Linked DNA regions of Homo sapiens: region 1 is linked to region 2. The links are chromatin loops, found by intact Hi-C in ENCODE. Cell type or tissue: PC-9. All regions are shown on one strand. Links, peaks and the distances in the headings refer to the core of each region. The heading gives the core; the rest is flanking DNA. Region 1 overlaps PSG6 (pregnancy specific beta-1-glycoprotein 6). Region 2 overlaps PSG8-AS1 (PSG8 antisense RNA 1).

What was found. Peaks named below come from ENCODE experiments on the same cell type or tissue, not always from the same donor. Only the 100,000 strongest peaks of a DNase experiment are listed, where the experiment ranks them.
Region 1: a loop joins it to region 2, with 10 times the contacts of the local background. A loop is called at or near these places in 3 of 110 quality-filtered maps.

The regions. Positions count from the first base shown.
Region 1 is chr19:42,893,167-42,903,597 of GRCh38, forward strand. PSG6 (pregnancy specific beta-1-glycoprotein 6) reads right to left here. Exons shown (of 6, transcript NM_001031850.4): 6 at 8,920-9,280. The coding sequence ends at 9,246. Among named protein-coding and RNA genes, the nearest start is that of PSG1, 19 kb to the left of the region's middle. In PC-9, for the core only: no CTCF peak of the experiment used is centred there; DNase peaks (open chromatin) are centred at 4,725 and 5,723; H3K27ac peaks cover 2,767 bases.
Region 2 is chr19:42,826,169-42,836,599 of GRCh38, forward strand. It overlaps PSG8-AS1 (PSG8 antisense RNA 1), which reads left to right. Exons shown (of 4, transcript NR_036584.1): 4 at 265-710. Among named protein-coding and RNA genes, the nearest start is that of PSG8-AS1, 9.5 kb to the left of the region's middle. In PC-9, for the core only: a CTCF peak has its summit at 5,249; DNase peaks (open chromatin) are centred at 5,323, 6,303, 6,793 and 7,063; H3K27ac peaks cover 3,691 bases.

The sequences.
Region 1 (10,431 bases), core at 1,548-9,547, 67 kb after region 2:
TTGTGGTTGTTGGGTAGAATATTCTGTAAATATCTCTTAAGTCTATTTGCTCTAGGGCATAGTTTAAATCCATTGTTTCTTCCTTGACTTTCTGTCTTGATGACCCGTCTAGTGCTGTCAGTGGAGTAATGAAGTCCCTCACAATTATTGTGTTACTGTCTATCTCATTTCTTAGGTCTAGTAGTAATGGCTATATAAATTTGGGAGCTCCAGTGTTAGGTGCATGTTTATTTAGGACTGTGATATTTTCCTGTTGGACAAGTCCTTTTATTATTATATAATGTTCCTCTTTGTCTTTTTTAAGTGCTGTTGCTTTAAAGTTAGTTTTTTTGTTATAAGAATAGTTACTCCTGCTCACTTTTGTGGCCATTTGCATGGGGCGTCTTTTTCTACCCTTTTACCTTAAGTTTATGTGACACTTTATGGTTAGGGGAGTCTCTTGAGGGCAGCAGATACTTGCTTGGTGAATTATTATCAATTCTGCAATTCTGTATCTTTTAAGTGGAGCATTTAGACCACTTATATTCAATGTTAGTATTGAGATTTGAGGTACTGTTCCATTCATCCTGCTATTTGTTGCCTGAATACCTTGGTTTTATTCATTTATTTATTGTATTTTTGTTTTATAGGTCCTGTGAGATTCACGCTCAAAGAGGTTCTGTTCTGATGTGTTTCCAGGATTTGTTTCAAGATTTGGAGCTCCTTTTAGCAGTTATTGTAGTGCTGGCTTGGTAGTGGCAAATTCTCTGAGCATTTGTTTGTCTGAAAAAGACTGTTATCTTTCCTTTATTTATGAACTTTAGTTTTGCTGGATACAAAATTCTTGGCTGATAATTTTTTTTTTCTTTTTCTGAGATGGAGTCTTTCCCTGTTGCCCAGGCTGGAGTGCAGTGGTGTGATCTCGGCTCACTGCAACCTCCGCCTCCTGGATTCACGCCATTCTCCTGCCTCAGCCTCCTGAGTAGCTGGGATTACAGGCGCCTGCCACCAGGCCTGGCTAATTTTTTTTGTATTTTTAGTAGAGACGGGGTTTCACCATGTTAGCCAGGATGGTCTCGATCTCCTGACCTTGTGATCTGCCCGCGTCGGCCTCCCAAAGTGCTGGGACTACGGGCGTGAGCCACCGCGGCCGGCCTGATAAATTTTTTTAAGGAGGCTGCAGATGGGTATGCATGCTCATTGGAGGTGTTCTTCCCTTATTGAAGATTATTAAAATCACATGTGTTGAAAAGCATTTGGGACTGTTTACTTAATTGATGAGTACTCATTTATTTTTACATTAATTTTGATACCATGTATAAACAATATATAAACATAGGTATGGACATATACATATGTGATAGGCGATACAGCATAGAACATATACATGTGCACATAAAGATAGAGTGCGACAGAAATACTTCAGATTTTTGATTTTAAAACTTTATGCATGAACCTATAAAACTCCCTGTTAAAAAAAAAAAACTGGATTTAAATTGTGCTATTGTAAATATAAAAATTAACATTTATCTGAGGAAGCCCTTGCTGAGTTTTAGAGAGAGTAGGTAGTAAATTTACATCTCAAAGCACACACACACACACACACACACACACACACACACACACACAGAAGAATTTGGGTGTGTTCAAGGAAGATTAAAAGTAGATGCCAAGGTAACACAAAAATGATAGAAATTTATAACAGGATTTTATAAGGAGACCAATTTTATTTCCATACATAGCTTTTATTTTGGTCTCTGTTTTCCAACTGTACTCCAGGAAACACACTACACAGGCTCCCTTCTTAAGTGCTGGTGAGCCACTGCATATACAGACAGCCCACTTTAAGGGAAGAATCAGGGGAGAAGAGATGCAGACCCCAGAATTATGCCAACATACAAATGCCTAAGTCAAAGGTCAAACTGCACACTTGAAATCTCATCACCTGTTTGGCCCTGTTTTCAGTGTACTTTACTTTCTTTAATTTCTGCTCTAAAGCTTTTAAATGAACTTTCACTCTTGCTCTAAAATTTGCCTAAGTCTCTTCTTCTGCCTTATGACACTTAGTTTAATTCTTTCTTCTGAAGAAGCAAGAATTGAGGCTGCTGCAGACTTGTACAGATTTGCTGCCATTAATATACTTTAGTGCCATTCTACATGATAGAATATACATATTCTTATATTTATACATATATATAAAATATATGTATTCATAGAGGCCTTGAATCTACATTCTTGCTGCACTTCATGTAAACAATCCAGGTAGAAGACTAAAAGTTATTTTGGAAATACATTTGTCCCATATGATTTCTATTTCATAAAAATGGGAGACAGGAGGGGGAAAATTATTTTTAGAAAAAAACAACAGAACAACAGTTATTAAATTTTAGATCTGTTCATTTTTTTTTTTGAATTTTGTTATTTACCTACAATTTGGGCTGAATCCTAAATTTTTTCCTGGCTACAAATTTCAAAACTAATGGTTTCAGAATTTTCTTCCATTTTGGTATATTATAAATTAAAACTGTGCTTTTTAAATTTTTATCATTTTTTTATTACGCTTTTAAGTTCTGGGATACATGCACAGAACCTGCAGGTTTGTTACATAGGTATACATGTGTCATGGTGTTTTGCTGCACCCATTAACCCATCATCTACCTTAGGTATTTCTCCTAATGCTATCCCTCCCCTAGTCCCCCACCCCTCAACAGGCCCCAGTGTGTGATGTTCCCCTCCCTGTGTCCATGTGTTCTCATTGTTCAACTCCCACTTATAAGTAAGAACATGCAGTGTTTGGTTTTCTGTTCCTGTGTTAGTTTGCTGAGAATGGTCATTTCCAGTTTCATCCATGTCCCTGCAAAGGACATGAACTCATCCTTTTTTATGGCTGCATTGAATTCCATGGTGTATATGTACCATATTTTCTTTATCCAGTCTATCATTGATAGGCATTTGGGTTGGTTCCAAGTCTTTGCTATTGTGAATAGTGCTGCAATAAACATATGTGTGCATGTGTCTTTACAGTAGAATGATCTATAATCTTTGGGTATATACCCAGTAATGGGATCACTGGGTCAAATGATATTTCTTGTTCTACATCCTTGAGGAATCGCCACACTGTCTTTCACAATGGTTGAACTAATTTACATTCCTACCAACAGTGTAAAAGCGTTCCTATTTCTCCACATCCTCTCCAGCATCTGTTGTTTCCTGACCTTTTAATGGTCACCATTCTAACTAGCATGAGACAGTATCTCATTGTGGTTTTGATTTGCATTTCTCTAATGACCAGTGATGATGAGCTTTTTTTTGTATGTTTGTTGGTCACAAAAATGTCCTATTTTGAGAAGTGTCTGTTCATGTGCTTCTCCCACTTTTTGATGGGCTTTTTTTTTTCTTGTAAATTTGTTTAAGTTTCTTGTAGATTTTGGATATTAGCCTTTTGTCAGATGGATAGGTTAAACCTTGCAAGCTGAAACTCGATGACTTATGTAAACTTCTGGAGAAATCATAGCAACTTATATATAAACAACCTTTGTGCCTGCTGATGTGTACTATACAAAAGGTACACATGAACGCTGGATTCAGACTGCAATTCAGAAAAATGTGTCAGATTGCCATTGCAATTAGAAGATGCTTCAGAAACTCTAGAAAACCTAGTCTATAGGGTTAGAGTGATGTTTGCCAAACGAATTGCTCTAATTGAAGCAGCAGTTGTGTGACTTTAATAAAGTTCCAGGATTATACTGTCCCTTTGTTGCTGTGACTTCCCTTTGCCTTTTTCTGATTTGTCTTCATCCCCTTTTCCACGGGGCATGACTTCTTAAGAATGAGCCTTCCTAGTGATGTAGGATCAGATGAAACATACAGTCACAAAGTCATGTCTTCTACAATGCTTTCTCTGAAAGCTTTTGAAGAATCGAGGGACCAGGTGTGCTGACACAGACCTGTAATCCCAGCAGTTTGAGAGTCCAAGGCAGGAGGATCACTTGAAACCAGGAGTTTAAGACCAGCCTGAGCAACAAAGGGAGACCATGTCTCTACCAAACATAAAATAAATCAAATTAGCCAGGTGCAGTGATGCATGCCTACAGTCTCAGATACTTGGGAGGCTAAGGCGGGAGGACCACTTCAGCCCAGGAGTTCAAGGCTGTAGTGAGTACACTCCAGTCTTGGTGACAGAGCAAGGTTGTGTCTCTAAAAGAAAAAAAAAAAGGAAAGGAAAAGAATGGGGTAAGCAGGAAAGCCAAAGATCTCGGGCATCTCCAGATGATTCCCTGAACAAATTGTTTTTTCTTGGCTTCAAAACCTTTCAAGATGTATATTTCTTTGTAAAAGAAAGACATGCCAATTGTAACTTTAAGTGAGCAGTCAAAATCTAGCTCCTAAAACTGAAGTATTTTAACTCTCATTCTGATAATATTTATTTTCTGAGGCAAAGAAGAAAGACAAGATTAGATGAATTGTTTTTCTGCCCACACCATCTCTTCCGACATGCCTTATCCCTTTAATCAAATGTATAAATACTAAGCCTCCTGAAACCTCTTCAGAGAAAACACAAGCCACAGAGGTTTTTTTGCAACTCATGTATTCCCAGGGTGTACTTTCAAGTTCTGGCTCAATAAATCTCAATTTATCAAGACCCTTGCCTCAGTCAGTCATTCTGGATAACCACCATGAGTCCTGCAAAGCCCTTCAGTAATCTGTTGCCTGCCTAGGTGATGTGTAAGGTGAGTCAGGTCTTCATGAGTCAAACACTCGTCTTCCTTTCTGTCTTTCCCAACCCTACCACTCAGTGCTGTGTGCTCTGATCTGACCCCAGCTCCCAGGTTGTTTGTATTGGTCTAAGAAAGCAAGACCAGGAGGGGCAGGTTGAGAAGGAAGTAAGAAGTGAACATGGAAAGTGGCAGGTGGGGCTGTCATTGCTCAAAGCCACACACCCTGGGTGCATTTTATGAATTTTTCTGGATTCATAATCTTTTCCCTGTGTGTCTATCTAGAAACTCACCCCCCTCCTACTTTCTTCTCATTACTCTTTCTGTTTCTAGTGCACTCGTTTATGGCCAGAGAATGGCCGTGTAAATAGTTGACAATAGAATAAAAAATGATGTTTTCTGAGACTTGGAAGCTGGCCTTTCTTTTTTCCAAAAGAGATTGGGGTTTCTAAAAGCTAGCTTTTATGCAGGGCTGTGCAGTTGTGAGTGTAGTTTTAGGGAACAGATGCATAAGTGAAGGGTGAGACAGAAAACAAAATGCTGGCTGTTTGTCAAATCCTGAAAGTAAATGGGACAAAAATCATTTTTGAAGGAGGATGTCATTCAGGAGACCTTGTACATCTTAGCGTGTCCTCTTACCAGAAGAATTGGAGGTTGAGGTTGAATTATGGATTTAAGTGACAGTGGGTATATAATTCTCTGCCTCAGTTTTTTTTTTTAATCTGTAAAAATGGGGATTGTGGCTCTTGGGATTTTTTGGTGAGCACTATAGTTACCTGAAAAGCTCTTAGGATAGTGCCTGGTGCATAGTGAGTGCTGCATCAGTGTGAGCTATTATAATTATGGGAATATACAAAGGTATCACCCTGGCCATCCAGAGTGGGGAGATATTTTCTGGTCAGGGTCCAGGCAGGCCAGCTGGAGATGAAGCTGATTAGTAGGGAAGCTTAACTTCCAGGAGTGGAAGAATTTAGGAGGAGTAAACAGAATGCACAACATTCTGCAAACATTCCTTTACCCAACAGTAGGAATACTCAGAGTGGGTGTGTCTTCCGTGACAATCATTATCTCCTGGGAATCTAAGAATGTGTTCTAGAGTCAAATGGCTTTGATGTAAGCCAAACCCAGAAATGGGCTTCAGGGCTGCCTTGCACATAGCATTCATTCATCTTGAAAAAGGAAAGCATTCATCTTGCTAAAGGAATCCCCTCTTCTGGCCCAGGCCATTATTTTTGTTTTTGTGCTATCCTAATTTTTAAGGTGTAAGCAGAAAGACTGAAGAATAAAATAATGAAGTACATGAATGAAATAACAGGGTAGAATTGAGACTGCTACATGTAAGTTAAGAGAAATTGTGTATAAATTTTTGTGAACAGAAAAAGGATTTCTTGTTGCAAACAGACCTCTCTATATAAATAATACCTCCTGCCTTGAGTGGATAGCAGACCGCATCACAAGAACATTCCAGCAGAGTCATGAGAGAATGGTTAGTGTGGCTTCTTTAATTGTCAGGTTAGACTGAGTAAGTTACTGAAGAGAAAGGAGTTGAAGGAGAAGATGGGTGAGGGCAAGAAAAATGGGAAGGTGAAAGGAAAGGACTGAAAGGAATGTTTACCAAGGGCTCATCAGGTACCAGGCTCTGTGACTAATGTCTTACACATGTTAATTTACTCTTCCACTGTCATTTTCTGATGCAGTAAGAGTCAGCCTTACACTGCAGATGAGGAAAGAGGCTGAGGGAAGTCAAATGAGTGGCCCAGGGTCATCCAGCCACTTCATAGCAGAGCTAGTGTGTTTCACTGTGGTTTGTGCAGACAGAAAAGTGAGACATGGAAGGAAGGCAAAACATTTTTGTTGTGGGTGATGTTTATGAAAGTGACCCGTATGAGGCAGAATAATGGCCTCTTAAAAATGTCCACATCCGGGCCGGGTGCAGGGGCTCACGCCTGTCATCCCACCACTTTGGGAGGCTGATACGGGTGGATCACGAGGTCAGGAGTTCAAGACCAGCCTGGCCAACGAGGTGAAACCCCGTTTCTACTAAAAATGCAAAAATTAGCTGGGCGTGGTGGCGGGCAACTTTAATGCCAGCTACTTGGGAGGCTGAGGCAGGAGAATCATATGAACCTGGGAGGCGGAGATTGCAGTGAGCCTAGATTGTCCCACTGCACTCCAGCCGGGGCAACATGAGTGAAACTGTCTCAAAAAAAAAAAAAATCCACATCCTAACTCTTGGAACACATGCATTTACTTTTCTTGGCAAAAACACTGTTCAAAGGTGATGAGGTTGAGTATCTTGAGATGGAAAGCTTATTCTGGCTTATCTGGATGGCTCCCAGTGTCATCATAGGGGTCCTTGTAAGTGAAAGAGCAAGGCAGGAGGGTCAGGGTGAGAATGATGCAGTCTGAGAGACTCCACTGGCCATTGCTTGCTGTGAACATGTGTGATAAGACAAAATTACAACTGATTTAGTTATAGATGTAATTGGTTTTTATTTGTGATTTATGATTTGGGGCAGCTCTCCCTCTACAGATGCCTCAGCATCCCAAGTAGCTGGGACTATATTGTGGGATCTGGCCAGCAACCTGCAATGCAACAGGGCTCTTTCTTTGTTCCCAGGCAGATCGGCAAGTTGAGAAATAAAGGACACACACAAGATAGGGAAAGCTGTGTCCAGGGGTGTCACCGCCTTCTGGTCCTGCGATGCTGCCAATGCACTGGATACACCAGCATTTATTATTAAGTTTAGTGAGAGTGGGGGTAGTTTAGTGAGGGATTTAGGGTCATTTATAGGCTCTCCATAAGGGTCACATTCCTTTCCCAGAGCTACAGACATCTGCTTTTCTGGGATAGGAATCTTGGTAATGTGAAACCTCCCTGACTGCCCATCCATTCATAGGCTCTCTGCAGGGGGAAGCACATCACGTGCTGTTGGCTCATTCTGGCAGTCCAACCTGGCATTTTTCTTTACACAATCCTTCATGCAATTTTGTACTTACAATAATCAGGAGCTTTAAAGGATGTCTTGTTATGTAAAAATGTGTTGGCTGGGTGCGGTGGCTCATGCCTGTAATCCCAGTACTTTGGGAGGCTGAGGCGTGTGGATCACCTGATGTCGGGAGTTCGAGACCAGCCTGACCAACATGGAGGAACCCTGTCTCTACTGAAAATACAAAATTAGCTGGGCATGATGGTGCATGCCTGTTATCCCAGCTACTTGGGAGGCTGAGGCAGGAGAATCACTTGAACCCAGGGGGCGGAGGTTGTATTGAGCCAAGATTGTCCCATTGCACTCCAGCATGGGCAACAAGAGTGAAACTCCATCTTAAAAAATAAATGAAGTGTGGTTGACATGATATATCTGACACTGTTAACTTACTCTCAGAAGCTACTTCTTGTGAAATCCTAAGTACAGCATTATTCTGGGAAGCAAAGGAGACAGGCATAAGCAAGGAGAAATTAAGAGAGGTAAGAGTCTCATCATGATTGATAGTCTTGTTCTGACATCTTGAGAAAAGCTGTCCACAGTGTAAAGTCATCAACTTGTTGTCGTGGTTTGCAGTTTGAGTGTCTCTAAGTTATGGTGTTGAACATTTGGTGAGCTTTTAGTGGCCCACACCTCAGACACGAGGGTTTTCCCATGAAATTTACATTGAGTTGTCCACCTCCAGCTTATATGGCTTCAGGAACAGAGCTGCTCTTGTTCTTAATGATTTCATTGGAGAAAATTGAATTGGAAGAACTAAAAGAATTCAGGGTCCAGTCCAGTCTACCAGTGGATTATAAATACTCAAAGATAATGAACAGTAGTGGTTCAATCTGGTAACAGGTGTACTACAGTTTTTCTTTTCAACTAGTTTTTCTCTCTATAGGAGTCTCTAATTTTACCAAAGATAATTCCAGTAGGATGAATTTGTTTGCAAAATAGGTTGAGTCTCACCGAACTTGCCCAGATTTTTTACCTAAGTGCGGCAAGAGTAGCCGTGGACCATAGAGGCTCTTTTTAAACGTCCCTTTGCTAGAAGTTTTTAATAAGAATCTCAGATGAAACTTCCAAAAACCTCTTGAGACTAGGAAACTAAACCAAGACCAACTTCAGACTTTGCCTGCTTTCCCTATGGGTTTATTCTAGGTATATTATCAAATATAACATCCCAGTAAAAGCTTTGGTAATATAACCAATGTTTTCAAATGTGTCCTGTTATAAAGAGAGCAGATTCTTACTGAACTTGTGCAAATAACTTTATTACCATAAACCTATGAATACTCATGAATAGTTTCCCAATTCTGGGGCACTCAGATAGAGAGCAAAAGCAAATGTTTCAATTTTTGTTTACAAAAGTATACTTTACCAATTGCTGAAGAAAAAAAGTTCATAAATCTGGAGAATAAAACATTCCAAGAATCAGCACATTTTCCAATAAAAAATTATGAAAACATTATCCTTTTGATTATTTAGTCCAATAACATTGAGTTTTTTTCTTCTTTGTCTTGAATTTCATGAAGGTATCAACCTGTTCTTTTTCTCAGTGTCTCTATTGTGGCAGCCATTAATGAGACTCTGTCTGGTTTCCATGGCAGGGACCTGATTGACAGAAGGCCCAGGTCAGCGCATTTCAAATTCACTACCTCCTTTACAGAGAAAGCTTCTTTCCCACAGGCTCCCAGCAAGGGTGTGAAAGCAAGTCTAGTTCTCCGAGGCTCTCTTTAACTCCAATGGGTGACTGGTTGGAGGATTCCTCATCAGCCTTGCAAAAACTCTTAGAACTGCATTGGTACCTAAAACTTCTTTCTCTTTCTTTTTCACAGGAATCAGCTCTGCATAGCGGTCTGTGGGTTCTCCCATACTACCTTCATGCCTGCCCCACATTCCCTCACAGGTGTCTTCCCTGATAAATTATCTTGTATGTCTAATCCCATCTTGGATGCATCTCAGTTGGTAAAAACTAACATACCAGACTTGATTCTTTGCACTTAGCTTTTTTTCTTTCTCTCCCACAATTAGTCAGTAACCATGTCCTAGTGTTTTATGTGTTACCGCTTTTTTCATATCTATGGAAAAAGGTAGGTACTGTTGAGGTGCACTTTCTATGTGCCAGGCCCTGTGCTCAATACTTTACCTGTATCTCATTTAATCCACACAATAACCCTGTCAGGTAGGCATTATTTCCATTTTGCTGATGAAAAGACAGAAGCTTAGCATGGTGTAAAAACTTTCCTGGTGTCATATGGCTAGTGACAGGTGGATCTGAGATTTGATTCTAGGACTATTTGACCTCAAGGCTAATGATGATGGTAGTAATATAGCAGCTGACATTGGTTCCTCTTTGTGTGGCATCTTGTTTCATTGACTGCATTAAACCTTTAAAAGAATGGTATGAAGAAAGTACTCTTATTGCAATTTTCAGGTGAGGAATCAGGGGTTCAGAGAAGTTGAGTCTTGTGCAAGAAATTTATAACTGTAAACTCTTACATTAAAAAAGAAGAAAGAGCTCAGGTCAACAACCTACTTTAATACTTCAGGATACGAAAGAAGAACAAACTAAACCCAAGCACAGTGAATGAGGGAAATAATAAGTATTAGGGTGGATATAAATAAAATGGAGAATGGAAACAGAATAGAGGAAATTACTGAAACCAAAAGTTGATTCTTCAAAATAAAATCAACAAAATTGACAACCATTAACTAGATTGGCTAAGAAAAAAAGAGAAAAGATAAAATTACTCAAATCATAA
Region 2 (10,431 bases), core at 1,080-9,079:
ATATGGTGAAACCCCGTCTCTACTAAAAATACAAAAATTACCCAGGCATCGTGGCAGGCACCTGTAATCCCAGCTACTTGGGAGGCTGAGGCAGGAGAATCGCTTGAACCCAGGAGGTGGAGGTTGCAGTGAGCCAAGATGGCACCACTGCACTCCATCCTGGATGACAGAGTGAAACTCCATCTCAACCAAAAAAAAAAAAAAAAAGAAATTAATGAATGTAAGAGCATCTATGTTCCAAATGCAGTGTATTATTTTATGCAGGCTTTCACAAGCTCCAAAAGATTCACCGTGCAGAACTGGACGTTCTAGAGAAAGACCACGCCTCCTCCTGCAGGTAACTCTTCATTCAGGAAGCAGCTCTTGGCTTATCCCTGGGCTTAGTGGAATTGGAATACCTGACCATAGGACACCAAGGGCTTTAGGACCTGAGTGGCACATCGTGTCCTGGTGACATCTGAGTTACCTGGGGCGTGCACAGCAGCCTCCAGCATCCCAGGGAGAGCTGTGTATGGGGTCAGGCTCAAGCAGGTCCCAGGGCACCAGTGACCCAATGGGTGAATCAGACTCCCGTGGCACCTGCTCCTTCTGTATCTCCCTCTGCCATATATATGAGCTCATGGGAAGCACTGTAACCTCTTACAGAGGAGGAAAGTTCATGGACTTCTAGCTTCTAGAACTGTGATACAATAAACTCCTGTTGCTTATCTACTCCTCTGCAGTATTTTGTCATGGCAGCCCTAGCAAACTACTACAGGGACTGTGGGGGTTAGGATGACACCAAGCATCAAATGCCACTCCCTGTTCCATTATTATGTAATGTCCCTCTTTGTCTTTTTTAACTGCTGTTGCTTTAAAGTTAGTTTTTTTGATATAAGAATAGTTACTCCTGCTCACTTTTGTGGCCATTTGCATGGGGTGTCTTTTTCTACCCTTTTACCTTAAGTTCATGTGACACTTTATGGTTAGGGGAGTCTCTTGAGGGCAGCAGATACTTGCTTGGTGAACTATTATCAATTCTGCAATTCTGTGTCTTTTAAGTGGAGCATTTAGGCCACTTACATTCAATGTTAGTATTGAGATGTGAGGTACTGTTCCATTCATCCTGCTATTTGTTGCCTGAATACCTTGGTTTTATTCATTTATTTATTGTATTTGTGTTTTATACGTCCTGTGAGATTCATGCTCAAAGAGGTTCTGTTTTGATGTGTATCCAGGACTTGCTTCAAGATTTGGAGCTCCTTTTAGCAGTTATTGTAGTGCTGGCTTGGTAGTGGCAAATTCTCTGAGCATTTGTTTGTCTGAAAAAGACTGTTATCTTTCCTTTATTTATGAACTTTAGTTTTGCTGGATACAAAATTCTTGGCTGATAATTTTTTTTTTTTTTTTCTGAGATGGAGTCTTGTTCCGTCACCCAGGCTGGAGTGCAGTGGTGCGATCTGGGCTCATTGCAACCTTCGCCTCCTGGATTCACGCCATTCTCCTGCCTCAGCCTCCCGAGTAGCTGGGACTACAGGCGCCTGCCACCAGGCCCGGCTAATTTTTTTTGTATTTTTAGTAGAGACAGGGTTTCACCATGTTAGCCAGGATGGTCTTGATCTCCTGACCTTGTGATCCACCCGTCTTGGCCTCCCAAAGTGCTGGGACTACAAGTGTGAGCCACCGTGCCTGGCCTGATAATTTTTTTTTAAGGAGGCTGCAGGTGGGTATGCATGCTCATTTGAGGTGTTCTTCCCTTATTGAAGATTACTAAAATCACATGTGTTGAAAAGCATTTGGTATTATTTACTTAATTGATGAGTACCCATTTATTTTTACATTAATTTGATACCATGTATAAACAATATATAAACATAGGTATGGACATATACATATGTGATATGTGATACAGCATAGAACATATACTTGTGCACATAAAGATAGAGGGAGACAGAAATACTTCAGATTTTTGATTTTAAAACTTTATGCATGAACACATAAAACTCACTGTTAAAAAAAATAGCTGGATTTAAGTTGTGCTTTTGTAAATAGAAAAAGTTAACATTTATCTGAGGAAGCCCTTGCTGAGTTTTAGAGAAAGTAGGTAGTAAATTTACATCTCAAAGCACACACAAACACACACACACACACACACACACACACAGAGAGAAGGAGTTTGGGTGTGTTCAAGGAAGATTAAAAGTAGATGCCAAGGTAACACAAAAATGATAGAAATTTATAACAGGATTTTATAAGGAGACCAATTTTATTTCCATACATAGCTTTTATTTTGGTCTCTGTTTTCCAACTTTACTCCAGGAAACACACTACACAGGCTCCCTTCTTAAGTGCTGGTGGGCCACTGCACATGCAGACAGCCCACTTTAAGGGAAGAATCAGGGGAGAAGAGATGCAGACCCCAGAATTATGCCAACATACAAAAGCCTAAGTCAAAGGTCAAACCACACACTTGAAATCTCATCACCTGTTTGGCCCTGTTTTAAGTGTGCTTTACTTTCTTTAATTTCTGCTCTAAAGCTTTTAAATAAACTTTCACTCCTGCTCTAAAATTTGCCTAAGTCTCTTCTTCTGCCTTATGACACTTAGTTGAATTCTTTCTTCTGAAGAAGCAAGAATTGAGGCTGCTACAGACTTGTACAGATTTGCTGCCATTAATATAGTTTAGTGCCATTCTACATGATAGAATATATATATTCTTATATTTATATATATATATATATATAAAATTTATGTATTCATAGAGGCCTTGAATCTACATTCTTGCTGCACTTTATGTAAACAATCCAGGTATAAGACTAAAACTTATTTTGGAAATATATTGGTCCCATATGATTTCTATTTCATAAAAATGGGAGACAGGAGGGGGAAAATTATTTTTCAGAAGGAAACAACAGAAAAATGGTTATTACATTTTAGATCTGTTCATTTTTTTTAAATTTTGTTATTTACCTACAATTTGGACTGAATCCTAAATTTTTTCCTGGCTACAAATTTCAAAACTAATGGTTTCAGAATTTTCTTCCATTTTTCTTCCATTTTGGTATATTATAAATTAAAACTGTGCTTTTTAAATTTTTATCTTTTTTTAATTACACTTTTAAGTTCTGGGATACATGTGCAGAACCTGCAGGTTTGTTACATAGGTATACATGTGTCATGGTGTTTTGCTGCACCCATTAACCCATCATCTACCTTAGGTATTTCTCCTAATGCTATCCCTCCCCTAGTCCCCCACCCCTCAACAGGCCCCAGTGTGTGATATTCCCCTCCCTGTGTCCATGTGTTCTCATTGTTCAACTCCCACTTTTGAGTGAGAACATGCGGTGTTTGGTTTTCTGTTCCTGTGTTAGTTTGCTGAGAATGGTGGTTTCCAGCTTCATCCATGTCCCTGCAAAGATATGAACTCATCCCTTTTTATGCCTGTATTGAATTCCATGGTGTATATGTACCACATTTTCTTTATCCAGTCTATCATTGATAGGCATTTGGGTTGGTTCCAAGTCTTTGCTATTGTGAATAGTGCCACAATAAACATATGTGTGCATGTGTCTTTATGGTAGAATGATCTATAATCCTTTGGGTATATACCCAGTAATGGGATTACTGGGTCAAATGATATTTCTTGTTCTAGATCCTTGAGGAATCGCCACACTGTCTTTCACAATGGTTGAACTAATTTACACTCCCACGAACGGTGTAAAAGCATTCCTATTTCTCCACATCCTCTCTAGCATCTGTTGTTTCCTGACCTTATAATGATCACCATTCTAACTGGCATGAGATGGTATCTCACTGTGGTTTTGATTTGCATTTCTCTAATGACCAATGATGATGAGCTTTTTTTCCTATGTTTGTTGCTCACATAAATGTCTTATTTTGAGAAGTATCTGTTCATCTGCTTCACCCATTTTTGATTGGCTTATTTGTTTTTTTTCTTGTATATTTGTTTAAGTTTCTTGTAGATTCTGGATATTAGCCTTTTGTCAGATGGATAGATTAAAACTTGCAAGCTGAAACTCGACGACTTATGTAAACTTCTGGATAAATCATAGCAACTTATATATAAACAACCTTTGTGCCTGCTGATGTGTGGACTACACAAAAGGTACACATGAACACTGTATTCAGACTGCAATTCAGAAAAATGTGTCACATTGCCATTGCAATTGGAAGATGCTTCAGAAACTCTAGAAAACCTAGTCTATAGGGTTAGAGTGATGTTTGCCAAACGAATTGCTCTAATTGAAGCAGCTGTTGTGTGACTTTAATAAGGTTCCAGGATTATACTGTCCCTTTTTTGCTGTGACTTCCCTTTGCCCTTTTCTGATTTGTCTTCATCCCCTTTTCCATGGGGCATGACTTCTTAAGAATGAGCCTTCCTAGTGATGTAGGATGAGATGAAACATACAGTCACAAAGTCATGTCTTCTATGATGCTTTATCTGAAAGCTTTTGAAGAATTGGGGGGCCAGGTGTGCTGGCAGAGGCCTGTAATCCCAGCAGTTTGAGACTCTAAGGCAGGAGGATCACTTGAAACCAGGAGTTTAAGACCAGCCTGAGCTACAAAGGGAGACCACGTCTCTACAAAACATAAAACAAATCAAATTAGCCAGGTGCAGTGGTGCATGCCTATAGTCTCAGATACTTGGGAGGCTAAGGTGGGAGGACTGCTTCAGCCCAGGAGTTCAAGGCTGCAGTGAGTACACTCCAGTCTTGGTGACAGAGCAAGGTTGTGTCTCTAAAAGAAGAAAAAAAAAAAAAAAAAGGAAAGGAAAGGAACGGGGTAAACAGGAAAGCCAAAGATCTCGGGCATCTCCAGATGATTCCCTGAACAAATTGTTTTTTCTTGGCTTCAAAACCTTTCAAGATGTATATTTCTTTGTAAAAGAAGGACATGCCAATTGTAACTTTAAGTGAGCAATCCAAATCCAGCTCCTAAAACCGAAGTATTTTAACTCTCATTCTGATAATATTTATTTTCTGAGGCAAAGAAGAAAGACAAGATTAGATCAATTGTTTCTCTGCCCACTCCATCTCTTCCAACCTGCCTTCTCCCCTTTAATCAAATGTATAAATACTAAGCCTCCTGAAACCTCTTCAGAGAAAACACAAACCACAGAGGTTTTTTGCAACTCATGTATTCCCAGGGTGCACTATCAGGCTCTGGCTCAATAAAACTCAACTGGTCAAGACTCTTGCCTCAGTCAGTCATTCTGGATAACCACCAGGAGTCCTGCAAAGCCCTTCAGTAATCTATTGCCTGCCTAGGTGATGTGTACCTAGATGAGTCATATCTTCATGAGCCAAACACTTGTCTTCCTTTTCTGTCTTTCCCAACCCTACCACTCAGTGCTGTGTGCTCTGATCTGACCCCAGTTCCCAGGTTGTTTGTATAGGTCTAAGAAAGCAAGACCAGGAGGGGCAGGTTGAGAAGGAAGTAAGAGGCCAACAGCAGTGGAAAGTGGCAGGTAGAGCTGTCATTGCTCAAAGCCACACACACTGGGTGCATTGTATGAATTTTTCTGGATTCAAAATCTTTTCCCTGTGTGTCTATCTAGAAACTCACCCTCCTCCTACTTTCTTCTCATTACATTTTCTGTTTCTAGTGCACTTGTTTATGTCCAGAGAATGGCCATGCAAATAGTTGACAATAGAATAAACAATGACGTTTTGTGAGACTTGGTAGCTGGCCTTTGTTTTTTCCAAAAGAGATTGAGGTTTCTAAAAGCTAGCTTTTATGCAGGGCTGTGCAGTTGTGAGTGTAGTTTTATGGAACAGGTGCATAAGTGAAGGGTGAGATAGAAAACAAAATGCTGGCTGTTTGTCAAATCCTGAAAGTGAATGGGACAAAAATCATTTTTGAAGAAGGATGTCATTCAGGAGACCTTGTAAATCTTAGAGTGTCCTCTTATCAGATGAAGTGGAGGATGAGGTTGAATTATGGAGTTAGGTGACAGTGGGTACATACTTCTCTGCCTCAGTTTTTTTTTTTTTTTTAATCTGTAAAAATGGGGATTGTGGTACTTGGGATTTTTTGGTGAGGACCGTAGTTAACTGGAAAGCTCTCAGGATAGTGCCTGGTACATAGTGAATGCTGCATCAGTGTGAGCTATTATAATTATGGGAATAGACAAAGGTGCCACCCTGGCCATCCAGAGTGGGGAGATATTTTCTGGTCAGAGTCCAGGCAGGCCAGCTGGAGATGAAGCTGATTAGTGGGGACGCTTAACTTCCAGGAGTGGAAGAATTTAGGAGGAGTAAACAGAATGCACAACATTCTGTAAACATTCCTTTACCCAACAGTAGGAATACTCAGAGTGGGTGTGTCTTCCGTGACAATCATTATCTCCTGGGAATCTAAAAATGTGTCCTAGAGTCAAATGGCTTTGATGTAAGCCAAACCCAGAAATGGGCTTCAGGGCTGCCTGGCACATAGCATTCATTCATCTTGAAAAAGGAAAGCATTCATCTTGCTAAAGGAATCCCCTTTTCTGGCCCAGGCCATTATTTTTGTTTTAGTACTATCCTAATTTTTAAGGTATAAGGAGAAAGACTGAAGAATAAAATAATAAAGTACGTGTATGAAATAACAGGGTAGAATTGAGACTGGTACGTGTAAGTTAAGAGAAATTGTGTATAAATTTTGTGTGAACAGAAAAAGGATTTCTTGTTGCAAACAGACCTCTCCATATAAATAATACCTATTGCCTCGAGTGGATAGCAGACCGCATCACAAGAACATTCCAGCAGAGTCATGAGAGAATGGTTAGTGTGGCTTCTTTAATTGGCAGGTTAGACTGAGTAAGTTACTGAAGAGAAAGGAGTTGAAGGAGAAGATGGGTGCGGGCAAGAAAAATGGGAAGGTGAAAGGAAAGGACTGAAAGGAATGTTTACCAAGGGCTCATCAGGTACCAGGCTCTGTGACTAATGTCTTACACATGTTAATTTACTCTTCCACTGTCATTTTCTGATGCAGTAAGAGTCAGCCTTACACTGCAGATGAGGAAAGAGGCTGAGGGAGGTCAAATGAGTGGCACAGGGTCATCCAGCCACTTCATAGCAGAGCTAGTGTGTTTCACTGTGGTTTGTGCCGACAGAAAAGTGAGACATGGAAGGAAGGCAAAACATTTTTGTTGTGGGTGATGTTTATGAAAGTGACCCTTATGAGGCAGAATAATGGCCTCTTAAACATGTCCACATCCGGGCTGGATGCAGGGGCTCACGCCTGTCATCCCAGCACTTTGGGAGGCTGATACGGGTGGATCACGAGGTCAGGAGTTCGAGACCAGCCTGGCCGACATGGTGAAACCCCGTTTCTACTAAAAATGCAAAAATTAGCTGGGCGTGGGGGCGCATGCCTGTAATGCCAGCTACTTGGGAGGCTGAGGCAGGAGAATCATTTGAACCTGGGAGGCGGAGATTGCAGTGAGCCTAGATTGTCCCACTGCACTCCAGCCAGGGCAACATGAGTGAAACTCTGTCTCAAAAAAAAAAAAAAAAAAAAAAATCTACATCCTAACTCTTGGAACACATGCATTTACTTTTCTTGGCAAAAACACTGTTCAAAGGTGATGAAGTTGAGTATCTTGAGAAGGAAAGCTTATTCTGGCTTATCTGGGTGGCTCCCAGTTTCATCATAAGGGTCCTTGTAAGTGAAAGAGCAAGGCAGGAGGCTCAGGGTGAGAATGATGCAGTCTGAGAGACTCCACTGGCCATTGCTTCCTGTGAACATGTGTGATAAGACAAAATTATAACTAATTTAGTTATAGATGTAATTGGCTTTTATTTGTGATTTATGATTTGGGGCAGCTCTCCCTCTACAGATGCCTCAGCATCCCAAGTAGCTGGGACTATATTGCGGGATCTGGCCTGCAGCCTGCAATGCAATGGGGCTCTTTCTTTGTTCTCAGGCAGATCGGCAGGTTGAGAAATAAAAGACACACACAAGATAGTGAAAGCTGGGTCCAGAGGGGTCACCGCCTTCTGGTCCTGCGATGCTGCCAATGCACTGGATATACCAGCATTTATTATTAAGTTTAGTGAGAGTGGGGGTAGGTTAGTGAGAGATTTAGGGCCATTTATAGGCTCTCCACAAGGGTCGCATTCCATTCCCAGAGCTATGGACATCTGCTTTTCTGGGATAGGAATCTTGGTAATGTGAAACCTCCCTGACTGCATGTCCGTTCATAGGCTCTCTGCAGGGGGAAGCACATCACGTGCTGTTGGCTCATTCTGGCAGTCCAACCTGGCATTTGTCTTTACACAATCCTGCATGCAATTTCGTATTTACAATAATCAGGAGCATTTCATCTTTTATTCCATAGCAATAGTTTCAGGGGGTCTCCCTACATCTCCCCCTTTTCTCCAATTTAAATGAACCATAGCAATCATAGCTTGGCACTGATCACGATTGGATTGAAGAATATTTTTTTCCAATTTTACACATGAACAATAAACCAATAGCACAAATTATACACAGAACAAAATTAACGATAGTGGATCCTCCCAAAGATTTTACCTATTGAATGGGGTTGAGATTAGATAACCCCTCAGAGATACTGTCTAAAACTTCAGCACTGGGTAAAGCAGTTAAGTGTGCTTGAGAAGCTTCAAAAATCTGTTCTTTTAGCTTGCTTAAGTCTAAACTTAAATTATCTTCACTTCCTTGTAAATGGCATTTTACTGATTCCCAGTTGTGAACAGACTCATTATGTTGGAATGGAGTTATACAAAAATCAGAAGTATTCCAATCAGGTTGCATTTGTAATCTATGTTCTAAACTCATAATTCTATCTCCCATCCATGTAACAGAAGCACATCATGTGCTGTAGGCTCATTCTGGCAGCCCAACCTGGCATTGTATTTACACAATCCTGCATGCTCTTTTATATTTACAATAATCAGGAGCATTTCATCATTTGTTCTGTAGCAATAGTTTCAGGGCTTCTCCCTACAGGACTACAGGTGCGCGCCACCATGCCCGGCTAATTTTTGTATTTTTAGTAGAGACAGGGTTTCACCATATTGACCAGGCTGATCTCGAACTCCTGACCTTGTGATCTGCCTGCCTTGGCCTCCCAAAGTTCTGGGATTACAGATGTGAGCCACTGTGCCTCGCCAATAATTAACACATTTCTTTGAGTTTTTGTAATTCCAGCACAAGAGAAACCATTTGATATTTGAAGAATGGCTGCACACCAGTGAAAACATCTGTAGATTGCACCACACGAGGGAGACTACCAGTATGACTATCAGGAGGAAAATATCAAGAGTTTGGAATATGCACCTTAGGCAAGATGCAAACCAACTACAATAGGATAGATCAAAGAAGAAGCCAGAAGAGTCTAGTCATTTTAACTAGGCAGCACATTTAATGATTTTTACAACTGAGTCTGTAATACCCAATGTATTTATCCATGTGCAACAAGAAGCGTCAGAAACTGCACAGGCTCCCCTCTGTTCAGCTGATAGAGAGCAATTCTATTATCTAGCATTGCATGTCTATGTTAAATTAAAACAGGGAGCGAGAATAGGCAAGTATAGAAGTGGAAGCCTAAAAAAAACTCCATACATTTGAGGAAAACATTGTGTTACAGATGCAGCTAATGTCAGCCTTTGGGTGGACTAAAGGATCTCTTGGTATGTAAAAATGTGTGGGCCAGGTGCGGTGGCTCACGCCTGTAATCCCAGCATTTTGGGAGGCTGAGGCATGTGGGTCCCCTGAGGTCGGGAGTTCAAGACCAGCCTGACCAACATGGAGAAACCCCGTCTCTACTGAAAATACAAAATTAGCTGGGTGTGGTCATGCATGCCTGTAATCCCAGCTACTCAGGAGGCTGAAGCAGGAGAATCACTTGAACCCAGGAGGTGGAGGTTGCAGTGACCCAAGAATGTGCCATTGCACTCCAGCATGGGCAACAAGAGCGAAACTCCATCTTATAAAATAAAAGTGTGGTTGACATGATATATCTGACACTGTTAACTTACTCTCAGAAGCTACTTCTTGTGAAATCCTAAGTACAGCATTATTCTGGGAAGCAAAGGCGACAGGCATAAGCAAGGACAAATTAAGAGAGGTAAGATTCCCATCATGATTGATAGTCTTGTTCTGACATCTTGAGAAAACTGTCCACAGTGTAAAGTCATCAACTTGTTGTCTTGGTTTGCAGTTTGAGTGTCTCTAAGTTATGGTGTTGAACATTTGGTGAGTTCTTAGCGGCCCACACCTCAGACATGAGAGTTTTCTCATGAAATTTACATTGAGTTGTCCATCTCCAGCTTATATGGCTTCAGGAACAGAGCCACTCTTGTTCTTAATTATTTCATTGGAGAAAATTGAATTGGAAGAACTAAAAGAATTCAGGGTCCAGTCCAGTCTACCAGTGGATTATAAATACTCAAAGATAATGAACAGTGGTTCAATCTGGTAACA